2 separate regions of the Homo sapiens genome follow, and region 2 is linked to region 1. Evidence: chromatin contacts called from ENCODE Hi-C or POLR2A ChIA-PET data. All regions are on one chromosome and are shown on one strand. The core of a region is the stretch at or near the end of the contact, and the rest is flanking DNA. Distances in the headings are between cores, read along the strand shown. Region 1 overlaps IKZF3 (IKAROS family zinc finger 3). Region 2 overlaps THRA (thyroid hormone receptor alpha).

Region 1 (6,519 bases), core at 3,846-6,345:
TTATCCAAGGACCTCACTTTGCATAGTAAAGTTCTAGTATAGAGAGAAAGGTGATTCAAGAAGACTGAGAAATGAGATGATTAAGTAGTCCTGGGGCAAGTTCTGGACAGGTGCTTGAATACCTCATTAAGGAGTTTGGACTTTATTCTATAAGCAAATGAAATCATTGAAAGTTTTAAATAAGAGTTTCTTTGCTACAGCATGATTATTCTGGCAATAGGATGCAGTATAACAGAGGTCACATGTACCGTGGGCCAGTTAGGAGGCTAATGCAATGATATATTCATACACCAGGAATTTATGGGATGTCTACTTTATGTAGGGCACTGCATCTAACTCGAGGCAGTGGCTCTCAAACTCCATTGTGCATAAGGTTTATCTGGAGAGCATGGTTTTAAATGAACATTTCCAGTCTCCACCCCCAGATTAGTAGATCTATGGTAGGAGCCCCAAATTTTCTATTTTAAAACCACATAACCTCTGGTCTTACAGATACAGGTTAAGCAGTGTCATAGGGAATACTGAGTTAAACACACACACACACACACACACACGCACACACACACACAATCTGTATAGCTTCTGCCCTCAGCTAGTTTACATATTTATTGGGGAGACTAGGGGAGGTGAGTTCATAAGTAACCCAGGAAGAAGGAGCAGGCTATTTTCCAGCTGGGTTGATCAGAGAAGGCATAGTAGCCAGGAGACAGCATATTAGTTTGACCTTTAAAAATGTGTAGGACAGTGGCCAGGCGCAGTGGCTCATGCCTGTAATCCCAGCACTTTGGGAGGCCGAGGCCGGCGGATCACGAGGTCAGGAGATTGAGACCATCCTGGCTAACACAGTGAAACCCTGTCTCTACTAAAAATACAAAAAATTAGCTGGGTATGGTGGTGGGCGCCTGTAGTCCCAGCTACTCAGGAGGCTGAGCCAAGAGAATGGCATGAACCCGGGAGGCAGAAGTTGCAGTGAGCAGAGATCGCACCACTGCACTCCAGCCTGAGAGACAGAGAAAGACTCCGTCTCAAAAAAAAAAAAAAAATACGTAGGATGTGTAGGACTTGGACCTGTGGCCATATTGGGGAAAGATCTTTTAGGCAGTAGAAATAAGACTACTTAGAAGCTCTTTAGTTAAAGATCTAACTAGTCAAAATTAATATGCCAAAGATAGGTTGGGGCCAGATCCCGAAAGGCCTTTTAAATTATTTGTTTCTGAGTTTGGACTTTATTTTGTTGGCAGTGGAAAATATTGAAGAATTTTGACAGGGCTATGACATGACCAGAGGTAGAATTTAGGAAGAGCAATCTTGTAGCAACAAACAAGACGGGCTGGAAAGGAGAAAGAAGGGAGCCAAAGAGAACAGTGCGGGGGCTACAGCAATAAGTAGATCGTGGGAAAGTCATAGGGTCTGAGAATTAGGTAATGGGCATGCAAAATACAGGAGTGGAGAAACAGATTAGAGATTGGATACACAGATAGAACCACTGAATGATTGAATGTGGGGCCCAATCAGGAGAAAGGAAAGATGACTCTAAGGATTCTAGCCTGAGTAACTGGGAAGATACCTAGGAAGCCTTCAGAAATAGAGGACTAAAGAAAGGGAGAGAGGTTACACCTGGAGTTATATATATGGAAATTAATCATATAAGATGTTAGTCGAAGCCTTAAGAATGAATGAAATTGCCATACAAGAGGGGTGTAGAGGGAAGAAAAAAGAAGGTTAAGGACAGTATTTAGGATGCAGAGGGAAGAAAAGGGGCAAGAAGGAAGCAATCAGAAAGGCAAGGAAAGAAGGTACATTTTCATTGAAGAAATAGGAGTGCAGGGGCCGGGCACGGTGGCTCATGCCTGTAATCCCAACACTTTGGGAGGCCAAGACAGGTGGATCACCTGAAGTCAGGAGTTCGAGACCAGCCTGGCCAACATGGTAAAACCCTGTCTCTACTAAAAATACAGAAATTAGCCAGGTGTGGTGGCACGTGCCTATAGTCCCAGCTACTCGGGAGGCTGAGGCAGGAGAATCGCTTGGACCTGGGAAGCAGAGGTTGCAGTGAGCCGAGATCGCACCACTGTACTCTAGCCTGGGCAACAGAGTGAGACTCTGTCTCAAAAAAAAAAAAAAAGAAAGAAAGAAAAGACATAGGAGTGCAGAAGAACAAGGAATGGTGAGTGGTCAGTAGTGTTGAGGATTACAAAGAAGTTGGAGAGAGTGGCATACAAAAAGGCTCTGAATCTAGGAATCAGGAGATTATGGTTGGTGATATTCAAGGGAGCAGATTAAGTGAATTGTGGAGGCGGAAGCCATATTACAGAGAATTCTGAGTCCTTTTTGAGGCTGTAGAGGCAGTAAGCATAGCTTACCTATGTCTTTTTTTTTTTTTCTTGAGACGGAGTCTCACTTTGTCACCCAAGCTGGAGTGCAGTGGTGGGATCTCAGCTCACTGCAACCTCCACTTCCCAGGTTCAAGCGATTCTCCTGCCTCAGCCTCTTGAGTAGCTGGGACTATAGGCGCACACCACCACGCCTGGCTAATTTTTTTGTATTTTTAGTAGAGATGGGGTTTCACCATGTTAGTCAGGATGGTCTCGATCTCCTGACCTCATGATCCACCCGCCTCGGCCTCCCAAAGTGCTGGAATTACAGGTGTGAGCCACCGCTCCTGGACCACCTGTGTCTTAAATCTGTCTAGAAAGGAATGTTGAGGCCGAGCGCAGTGGCTCACTCCTGTAATCCCAGCAGTTTGGGAGGCCGAGGTGGGTGGATCACGAGGTCAGGAGTTCAAGACCAGCCTGGCCAAGATGGTGAAACCCCGTCTCTACTAAAAAAAAAAAATTAAAAAAATAGCCAGGTGTGGTGGTGGGCACCTGTAATCCCAGCTACTCAGGAGGCTGAGGCAGGAGAATCGCTTGAACCAGGGAGGCAGAGGTTGCAGTGAGCCGAGATCACACCACTGCTCTCCAGCCTGGGCAACAGAGTGAGACTCTGACTCAAAAAAAAAAAAAAAAGAAAGGAATGTTGAGAGAGGATGAATTTAGGTATGATGTGATGAAAGGTGAAACCAAATTGCAAAAGGAAAGGAAAAGAGGAGTTGGCACCTAGAGAGCCTGAAGACATAGAGTTGATAGATCTTGGAGACTGACTTGATGTAGAAATTGAAAGAGAAAAGGTTCCACAGTTTGATGGCTTGGAGACTGGAAGAAGGGTGATGCCATTTGTCAACATAAATAAGTCATAAATTAGAAGCAAGTTTGGGTTCAAAGATGACAAGTTTGATTTTAGACATGTTCATTAGTATTTTCTAATAGAATTTTTCTAAGTAGAACACCCCTTTTCTCTGCTTCAATAAGTCTTCCAGGGAATGGGATGAATCTCTTCATTAGAGCAGGCTAATGCCTTTCCTGGTTTTGGTGGACTGTGTTTGGAGGCTGAGTACTAAGCCTAATATCTCTCAGGAATCTCATTCATACCTTAAATTCTAATTTATTTTATTTTATTTTATCTTTTTTGAGATGGCGTCTCGCTCTGTCGCCCAGGCTGGAGTGCAGTGGTACGATCTCGGGTCACTGCAACCTCCACCTCCCAGGTTGAAGCGATTATCCTGCCTCAGCCTCCCCAGTAGCTGGGAGCCACCATGCCCAGCTAATTTTCTATATTTTTAGTGGAGACGGGGTTTTGCTATGTTGACCAGGCTGGTCTCAAACTCCTGACCTCAAGTGATCCACCTGCCTTGGCCTCCCAAAGTGCTGAGATTACAGGCATGAGCCACTATGCCCAGCCAGCAATTTATTATGGCTTACCTTGAGAAGGTAACAGAGTTGAATATTAGAATAAATTAGAATCTGGTTGGACACGGTGGCTCAGGCCTGTAATCCCAGCACTTTGGGAGGCCAAGGAGGGTGGATCACTTGAGGTCAGGAGTTCGAGACCAGCCTGGCCAACATGGCGAAACCCCGTCTTTACTAAAAACACAAAAATCAGCCAGGCATTGTGGTGCATGCCTGTAATCCCAGCTACTCGGGAGGCTGAGGCAGGAGAATCACTTGAACCTGGGAAGCAGAGGTGGCAGTGAGCTGATCGTGCCACTACACTCCAGGCTGGGCAACAGAGCAAGACTATGTCTCAAAAAATAAAATAGAATAAAATAAAAATAAGTTGCTAATCCCCAGTAACCATGCAGAGAGGTCATCCAGGTCATTCATCTAAAACTGGTAAGACTCCAAAGGCAAACCAGCAACTATGTAAGCCCAAAGGACTTCTCTAATGCCCTGTCCCTGTGTCCTTATGTCCCTGGGTCTCAAATACTGTCTTCCTTGCTCTATAGCTGACTCCTAAAGGACTAAAGCTAAGATCTGCTCTTGAGCCAGGATGGTGTCGTATTGAATTCCAGGTCAGGCCAACTAAAGCCAAAATCCTGAGGGAAAGGAGCAGCTCTCTTATGTCCTCTGTTTTCAGAAAGACTCAACACATTGATCTTACTACATTTTAAAGTTCAGTGACCATGGAGTGGCCTGAGTCTGGTCATGTTCACATTTTCTAACCAAAATGGAAAGGATCCTTTTCTGCTGGCCTTTTCTATCTGCTGTTTTTGGTTTTAAGTAGCTGAAATTTTCCGTTGAGGTTCTTTTAAACGCCTACATGCAAACTGAAGAGCACTCAAGCTTTGGTGGGATATTACCCACAGCTGGAGTGATGGAGGAAGGGAGGCAAGTACAAGCCTCAGGTGCATCCTTCTCTTAAAAAAATAAAAAATAAACACTTAAGCAAACAAATTCCACTTGAAAGCAGGGAAGACCTATCCAGAGAAAGAAGTAAACCTCTTTCCAAGTAGGAAACAGATATCATTTCTTATATAATCCAGATCCATAGGGTGGGCAAATTTGAAACATGTTGGACTTATCCTACAGCCCTACATCTTTGCTAGTCAAAGAGTGAAAAGTTGTGAACCATGAACTGTGGTAGGAAGCAGTGGAACTGTGTGGCAGCCCTGGCTCCTCTGATGGTGGTTAGGCCCTGTCTTGCTCTATTAAGCAAACACAGTTAATATAGATGAAAGGTAACCTTGATAGAAGTGAAAATTGAAACTTGGGTTGAAGGTAGCAAGCCAGGCACAGCTGCAGTTGTACTTCCTCCTATGCAGCAAGAGGAGCAACACTTACTGATGTTTTTTGGAAGGGATGTAGTTTTTTAAAATATCTTTTTTCAGACTGTTTTGGGTTTTAACATTTACACCATTGATGGGAGGGTGTGTAATACAGTTGGTAAGAACCCACTTAGGCCTTATATGTCTAGTGCATGAGGTCAAATCCAAGTAATTGATAGTTCAAGCTTAAGTTTTGCATTCTAATCACACCTCTGCCAGTAACTGGATGTGTAACCTTCGACAAATGACCAAAAACATCTCTGCTCCCAGATTTCCTCATCTGAGAAACAAGAGGGTTGGATTAGATGACCTTTAAATTCCCTTCCAGCCCTACACTCCATTGATTTGTGATTCCTCATGGGGAGGTACAACTTTTGATTTCTAAGGACCAATGGTTGAAAAAGTAAGCATTTATATAGCATATTTTATATATGCAAAATCCCTTACAAATGTTTATTATTCTTACATCAGGCAAATTTTTAGGTTTTACTAGTGTCAGTGCAAGTACATAAATTTGCCTTCTTTGTTTCTTATGTTCTTCATATTTTTCCCACGTTCTTCATATGTTCTTATGCTCTTCATGAAGAGTATTACAGCTCTTCTTTTAAATTTCATTCATTTACATTGCAGTTCTTAAGATAGTACTTGGTCAGCCAACTCACTTGAGCCAGTCCCTCCTCTCCTATCCAGTCCTATTACACAATCCTTGAGTCCTTGAGTTTAGTTCTCCCTAACTTGGGACCTAATGGTCCTTCCCCTTATTTAGATTGAGCCCCACTTACCTGTGTCGATGAAAGTGACTCCTTAGGTTATATGAAAGAATTACTTTTCCTTTTGTCTTTCTCAACACTTTTTCATTAGTACTGACAACTTCCTCTACAGTCAATGTTGTGCCTTTATCAGCTCCAAGAGAGACAGAGATAAGATGTGTTTTAGCAATTCATATACGTGGAAGGGGAAGAGGCAATGCATGGCTTAAAATTAGAAAAACTATGTTAACTAGTCAACTCTTAATCTTAATGGCTTACACTGGATGCATCTGAAGGATTCAAACAATATTTTCTCCTTGAAACCTAAGAGTACATCACCTTGCCTTTTTAACTGCAGCCACCAAAAACAGTACTAGATCTGAGAACCCTTCCTCTCCCCTAGTACTGGAGAAGAGTTGCTCAATGTTTGTTTCATGGCCACTTTGAGCAAACTTAGCTAAAATCTATTATCTGTAATTTTCTGGATAGCCTAAAACACTATCGTCTATTTTTATGTGTGTAAGTATGTGTGTTTTCCTCTGACTGTGGTTCTGAATTTAAATAACGTGCGGTCACGCTAATGGTGCTTTCTTGTTTTGTAGATGTACAGTGTTTTGTTAGCTTCGA
Region 2 (6,773 bases), core at 3,067-5,566, 270 kb before region 1:
GAGCATGAATGCCCATCTTTGTGCCTTAATAGAGAGAGATGTTGAAAGCTGTAGGGAACTGACCTCCCATGCTGCCAGCCAAGTTATGATCCCCAACTCTGGCCCCTCAGGGACTCCAGAGCTTCCCACGCAAGGTCTCGAATCCCACTTCCCAGGCAGAGGACCAGACTTCTCAGTTGGTTTAGCTGAGCTGCTATCGACCAGGATGGCAAGGGGGAAAGGAAAGGAAACTAACACATATTAACTGGAGAGAGAATCTGTACCCTCCAAAGAGGGCACGAGAACTTCACAGATGAGGAAACTGAGTCTCAGAAAGCTTGGTCATTCACTCAAGTTCACACAACTAGTAAGCAGGTGGCTGTGGGATAAGCCTCACAGCCTGGCCCTAATGCTAGCCTTGTTCTGCTACCTGGAGTCCAGGGCAGTGCCAAGCCGGGCCCACCATTCCTACGGCATTGCACCTCTGACCCTGGGCTGCAGACCTGTGGCTTACTGTCTGTGTGCACACAGGCAGGTGTGGCGGGTAGGAGGGGGACAAAGGGTACAGCTCCCCAACATACGACCTCAACCTCTGTCACGTGGCTGCTGCATAGGAGACCTCACCCCTAGGCCCCCTGGCCCCACCCCCAGGAGCTGATAAGCAGCCAGGGTGGGAAGAGAGAGGGAGATAAGTCAGGGGATTGGGCAGGGCCAGCAGCAGAACGGGGCCTCTGCACCCAGGCAAGCTGGTAGTGTGGAGAGCATGGGCATTGCACAGAAAAGTGGCCCGTTCTACCTCTGATACCCACCCCAGACCAGGACTGGGCACTGGGGGCTGGACAGGAGACTGGGGTGGGGGGGCATGAGCAGGGAGCCTTAGCCCAGGGAGCCATCAAGAAAGTAGGTCAAGTTTTTCTTGGCTTGTGGAGAAATTCCTGTTATAAATTTATAATGGCGTAGCCAGCCCTAAGGGGTGGAGGTTGGGGAGGAGAAGGAGTGGGTGGGGAAGCCCAGGGGCTGGGCACTGGGGCCTAATGCTCTCAGCCAGACAGTGAGGGGCAGGGGGCGAGGGCCGCTACGGGGGTTGGGCTGGACAATAGAGGACGATCTTCTGACTCCACGTCCAGCGAGGCTGCCTGCATGTCTGTCTGTCTGTCTGTGTCTGAATGTCTCTCTCTCCGGGTCTGGGTGTCTCCGTCTGCCCCCCAGGCTGTGCCTCGGTGCTTGGCACACCCTGGCTGTGGTGCTGCCCCCGCCTGTCTCCTGCCCGCCTGGCACACTGCCACCACTTGTTTACAGAAGCTGGAAAAATCCACTCGCCAGCCGGAGGCCCAAGCGCCCCCAGGGAGGGGAGGAGGCAAGCACAGGAGTGGGCATGCTGAGAGAGGGGCAGCCCCGGGGAGCAGGTCCTGGGGGCAGCCGAGGAGGACCAGTGTGTGCAGGAATGAGCACTGGCTGCTGTGGGCCGGGCCAGGCGGGGAACACCAGTGGCAGCCACATGGCATGGGCAGCTCCTGCCCCAGGCCAGGGCTCCTGAGGGTCCCCTCCCCCAGGCCCCTGCCACTTACCAGTTGCTACATTGCAGACCTGGAGCAGTGCCAACCTAAGCCACCATGTTTATTTCCCCATCCCTCTCTCCTGCCCAGCCTTAACTCCAAATGTGTCTGGGTACTGCCAAGGGCCTGCACGTGCCCACTGGGGGGAGGGGCAGACTCGCTCTCTGCCCCACCCCTCTTTTGAACTGAATGGTGCCCTGGTGCTGGGCAGTGCAGCCCAGCTACAGTCAGCCCCTGGTAGTGGGCAGAGGAGCAAGGTGCTGCCCTTGCTGCCTAGGGCACCCTCACTGGGTACCCAGAAAGAGGCTGGAACCCCTGGGGACTCCTTGGCATCTCTCCAGGGACACACTTGGGCCTTTGGGGTGATACAGAGGCGAGGCAGAGGGCCCAGCATGTGGGGAGACACATACCACATGAGCCTGTGTTAGCCACGGACAGAAAAAGGTCAGCGGGTAAGGGGCATGGGGCAGGGGTACCCACCCTGAAGGGCAGCCTCTCACCCCTCCTCCAGAGTCCAGCTTAACTCCCCAAACTCCTTCCTGGTACCTCCTCTGCAGAGGCGAGGGAGGCCCTGCCCCAAGGAGGCCGAGGGGGCGGAGCTATGGGGTTCTGTGCCCAGGCTGGACAGCAGGACAGCAAGACCCACCTGTCGGCTGGCCTGGCCACCCACTCCCTCCTTGTGAGATAAGAGCTGCTGGGAGGCAGTGTAGGCAAAGTGCCCGTGGAGGGGGAAGCATTTCATTAAGCTTAAGTACTTCTGCCATGGGGGGACAGGGACACGGGGCCAATGCGGCATCCACGGGCGCCCCGCCAGGTTCCCACTGCCGAGCCGTCCCACTCTGCAGTCCTGTATATCTGAGGACACCCCCAAAGGACTCCTGGGGCTGCCAGAGGGGAGTTTCTGTCCCCAGGATCTAACCCCCAATACTACCCGCATTAACCCTCCTGCGTATCTGCTCTGGGCTTTGGCCCCACCTTTCTGGGGCCCCTGAACTTTGTCCTTAGTGCTCTGAAGAAAGCCCAGCCCTCCTTGCCAGCCACAGGGACACGTACATGCGGGGCGGCTGAGAAAAGGGTGGAAAGATGGGAGGAGGGGTAAAAAGGCTGGTGGGGGAAAGAGGGAAGAAGGGAGGAGGGGGAAGAACAAAGAAATGGGACAGGGCTGGGGTAGAGCTAGGGGTGACAAGGCAGTAGAGGGAGAGGAAGAAAGGGGAGCCAGAGATGGGGGATGGGGAGAAGGGGTGAGGTAGAAAGGAGGACAGATAAAGGGAGGAGAGACACATGAAGGAGGGGAGACAAAGAGAGAAAGGTAACAAAGAAAGATGGGTGGGGGGCTTCGTACCCTGTCTAAGTCCCACCCCATGCAGGCTGGGGGGAGGGGGGCGTAGGAATGGTTTCCACGGTGACAGCTGGTTCTTGGTGGCCTGGCATGTGGGCTATTAATAGTTCTGTGGGTAGGTTCACACCTCCCTCTCCCCTTCCCCTCTGCCTGCTGCTAGGGTGGGGGGAGATCCCTCCCCCACCACCCACTCCTGATCACCCAGCCTCCCACCATGGGAGCCAGGAAGGGCGATGCTGAGGGGCCGGGGCGGCCACCGTGGCCCAGACACATAAATGGGCATGCATGGGCACAGGCGTCTATGGGCAGCACTGCCCCCCATGCCAACACGGGCACCACAGGCAGCCACCCACACCAAGGGCCCCTGGGAGTCTGTGGTGGTGGCAGTGCTGCAGCAGCGACATGTGCCCCCATGCTGAGGGGCAGAGGCCTCTCTAGGACCGGGACTCCCTGTCCTTTCCCATACCCCCTGTTCTATTCTCAGGTATGGATTGAGCAGGGCTGCCCCACCCAACTCTCTGTTATCCTAGTGCCAGGAAGGAGAGGAGGAGTGAAGGCGGGAAGGAAGGTACTATTTGGCAGGTGTGATGTGGCAGAGGAGTACACACAGACTCAGGGCCCCAGCCTGGCAGGCATGGGGGAGACGGGAGGAGGGGAGGCGGCACCCCTTGGTGAGCTCTCACTGGGCCCCCAGGAGACAGGTTCTGGAGCTGGGGGGCAGTGACTCATCACCTAGCCACTGTGGGACCTTAGAGGCTAGAGAATGGGAGATGGGGTGGGGATCCTCATAAGGGGGAGATTGGTTACTTAAACAAAGGATCCTCCCCACCCCGCCCCAAAAGAATATAACAGGAAACCCCCCCTGCAGGTCAGAGACAGAAAGACATAAACAGCAGCCTTGACTTGGGCCAGATGCCCAGTATTAACATCAAAGACTGCTTCCCACTCGGCTCCCCCATAGCCTCACCCACCTGCTGCTCTCCTCTCCCTCCTCCTGCCCGGGCCAGCTCCAGCCAGGCATCAAGGTGGGTGCCCAGGTCTGGAGGTCTCCTCCCAGGTCACATCCATCCCCCATGACCACTGGTGGGTGGTCATGCCCACACCCATGCTGGAGAACTCAGCCCCTCCTTATCAGCCCACAGAACTTCACGCCCCCCCTGCCCAATTCCCCTCAGGAATGGAGGCAGGAGATCCAAGTAGCCAAGAAAGCAGAAGCAGGAGCACCCCCAAGCTGGGCACGGCACATTCTCCCCACCCTCCCCCAGCAGCCAGCGGGTAATTGGAGCTGGGAGCTGGGGCAGCTGAATGCTGGAGGCATGAATGTCACGGGGCCAAGGCACTTGCTGCAGATGGCACCATGGGCACAAGGCTTGGGGTCCTCCCTCCTCACTCCCTCATCTAAGGCAGTAGAAGAAGTTGCCTGCAAGCCCTGAAGAGCATGGCCTAGGAGGGGAGGGAATGGTGGAGGGGGAAAGAAAGGGAGGGATGTTCTCCCAGGCACCCCAGAGGCTGGAGCTAGCCCCTAACCAAGCAGAACTGGCAGAGGCAGAGAGAGAGAGACAGAGACAGAGACAGAGAGACAGGGACAGAAAGGGAGGAGGGAGGGAATAGGAAGGAGGGAGGAAGGGGGAGGGAAGAGAGAAAGATTGAGAGTGTGTGTGTGAGAGAGAGAGAGGGAGGGAGAGAAGGAGGGAGAGACAGAGAGGGGGAGGGGGAGAGAGAGAGGGAGAGGGAAGAGGAAGGGAGGGAGGGAGAGAGAGAGGGAGGGAGAGAGGGAGGGAGAGAGCGCGCGCGTGAATGCAGCTGAGTCTCCGGCACACACACGGACACGTGCAGACACACACACTCACCCCGCATGCGCAGAGCCACAGGGCTCTGGGTACCGTTCCAGGAGATATTCAGAGCCCTCCCCAGCCCACACATGCACAAAAACACTCTCACATGGATGCGTGCACAACACACCCACTCACTGATGTGTACAAAAATGCCGAAAGACACCAAAGCCTCGGTTCCCCTGTTTCCCCACCCCCATGCCTGGTAAAAGAGAAAAAGAAACAGGCAGCTGGGGCTCTGGGAGCCAAGAGCCGATCTCTTCTTTAGAAGAGGAAAAGAGGAGGAGGAGGAGGTGGGCCAGGGGCTTGGTCCAATCATTCTGCTCTTGGCCACTGCTGAGGGGCATGGCTGAGGCTTTGGTATCAACCTTTAATGCCCACCCCCAAAACAGCGAAGCAAGGATAGTATTTCCTGGGCACCAGTAACACCCATCTTGCTTCCCTTGTCTACCCAGCAAACTTCTGACCCTCCCTCTGGACCACCTCACGCAATGGCATACCGGAGGGAGGTCCCTATGACCCCAGCTTTGGCCTGCCAAGTGACACCAAGGTGGAACCACATGTGCCCCCACCACACACCAGCCCCAGATACTTCAGTGAGAGACTGAGAACTGTCTCTGGTTCCAGGCAGCATGTGTATGCCCCACCCTGGCATGTGCCAGGCCCTGGGAAAAAAGGAGAATCCACAGGCATTGCTCACCATGCCAGGATGCAACATGGATTGAACACAGGGGTCATCCCACCTTGTGTTATTTGCCCTCAACCTGAGTGAGACAGGAACCATTGTCTCTAGATAATGAAAACCCAGGCCCAAAGTCATACGACTAGTGAATGTCAACAGCCAGGCCTCCCAACTCCCAGCCAGTGATCTTCCCACCACGGTCATGCTTGCCTCCCTCCCCAAGAGACACAACAGTTCTCCAAAGTCCCCTAGACACCTTTGCAGCCATGAGAACTAGAGTTGGGTTTTTTGTTTTGTTTTCTGTCTGTTTTGAGAGGATGTGTGTGTGGGGGGTCTCACTCTGTTGTTCAGGCTAGAGTGCAGTGGCACAATCACAGCTCACCGCAGCCTCGACCTTCCAGGCTTAAGCGATCCTCCGGCCTCAGCCTCCCAAGTAGCTGGTAACACAGGCATGCGCCACCACACCTGGCTAACTTTTTAAAGTTGTTTTTAGAGATGGGGTCTCACTATGTTGACCAGGCTGATCATGAACTACTGGCCTCAAGTGATCCTCCCGCCTTGGCCTCCCAAAATATTGAGATTACAGGCATGAGCCACTGTGCCCAGCCGAGAACTAGAGTTGAGATTGGTTCCCACTCCAAAGGCTTCCCGTCACCCCTACAGGGTATCCTCCCATTGTCCTTCCTTCACCTTGAGGGGCAGGGCTAAATAAAAGGGGTTTGGAGAGGGGATCCTGATCACCAGACTCACAAAGGCAAAGAGGCAACCCAGGACAGATGCTGGATCTCAAAGTGCTGTGCCCACCACACTGGTCATTACTCAGTGCTTCAGTTTCTCTCTGCCACCACCTTTCACACTAAGTACCACTCCATGGAGGGCAGGGGAATCTGGTGCCTATCAGCCAGAGCTGGGTCCTGGTTGACCAATGCTGGGCTCCCAGGAGGGAGGAAGGGCACTGCCTCCTCTTTGAGCCCACACATAAGAGAGGGGACGGCTTTCCTTGTTCTCTCTCTCCCACCCCCAGAGCTCAGACCCTGAACAGAGATGCAGTGATGCCCAAAGATTTATGCAGGTGCCCCTAGCTGGTGGGGTGTGTCCCAGGCTGAGGGGCCAAGGGCTCCTTGTAAGCTGAAGGGCGAGGGTCAAAGGAGGGTGGGGCAGAGGGGCCTGCCTTGGGCTCTTTCCCATACACTCATTCCAGGCTGCAAAAATTTGTCTGGGAGGAAAAGATTACATGACGGTGAGAAGGCTGGAAATTGGAGACCCACTGCCCCAGGCCCCAGTCTCACTGATGTCTAGGAGACCCAATTCTCCACGAAGCTTCTCTAAGAAATCTGGGAGACCCCAGGCCCACAGCTTCCTTCACCCATCACAACCGCTCACAT

The links. A loop is a pair of places that touch in the nucleus more often than their neighbours do. ChIA-PET counts read pairs that join two places held with the same protein, here RNA polymerase II (POLR2A). Pooled maps may share reads with other maps.
Region 2: a loop to region 1 is called in a pooled map, with 1.9 times the contacts of the local background. The contact joins two enhancer-like sites. A Hi-C loop is called at or near these places in 1 of 50 pooled maps. POLR2A ChIA-PET finds 5 or more read pairs at or near these places in 2 of 52 experiments (GM10248 and activated naive CD8-positive, alpha-beta T cell).

The regions. Positions count from the first base shown.
Region 1 is chr17:39,793,032-39,799,550 of GRCh38, reverse strand. The region is part of intron 3 of IKZF3 (IKAROS family zinc finger 3); the gene reads left to right. Among named protein-coding and RNA genes, the nearest start is that of GRB7, 58 kb to the right of the region's middle. Within about 2 kb of position 5,095, at least 7 of the 41 ENCODE cell types and tissues checked have a DNase peak (open chromatin) inside an H3K27ac peak, as active enhancers do.
Region 2 is chr17:40,066,959-40,073,731 of GRCh38, reverse strand. The region is part of intron 1 of THRA (thyroid hormone receptor alpha); the gene reads right to left. Among named protein-coding and RNA genes, the nearest start is that of THRA, 7.4 kb to the right of the region's middle. RefSeq lists an enhancer at 2,229-2,834. Within about 2 kb of position 4,316, at least 30 of the 41 ENCODE cell types and tissues checked have a DNase peak (open chromatin) inside an H3K27ac peak, as active enhancers do.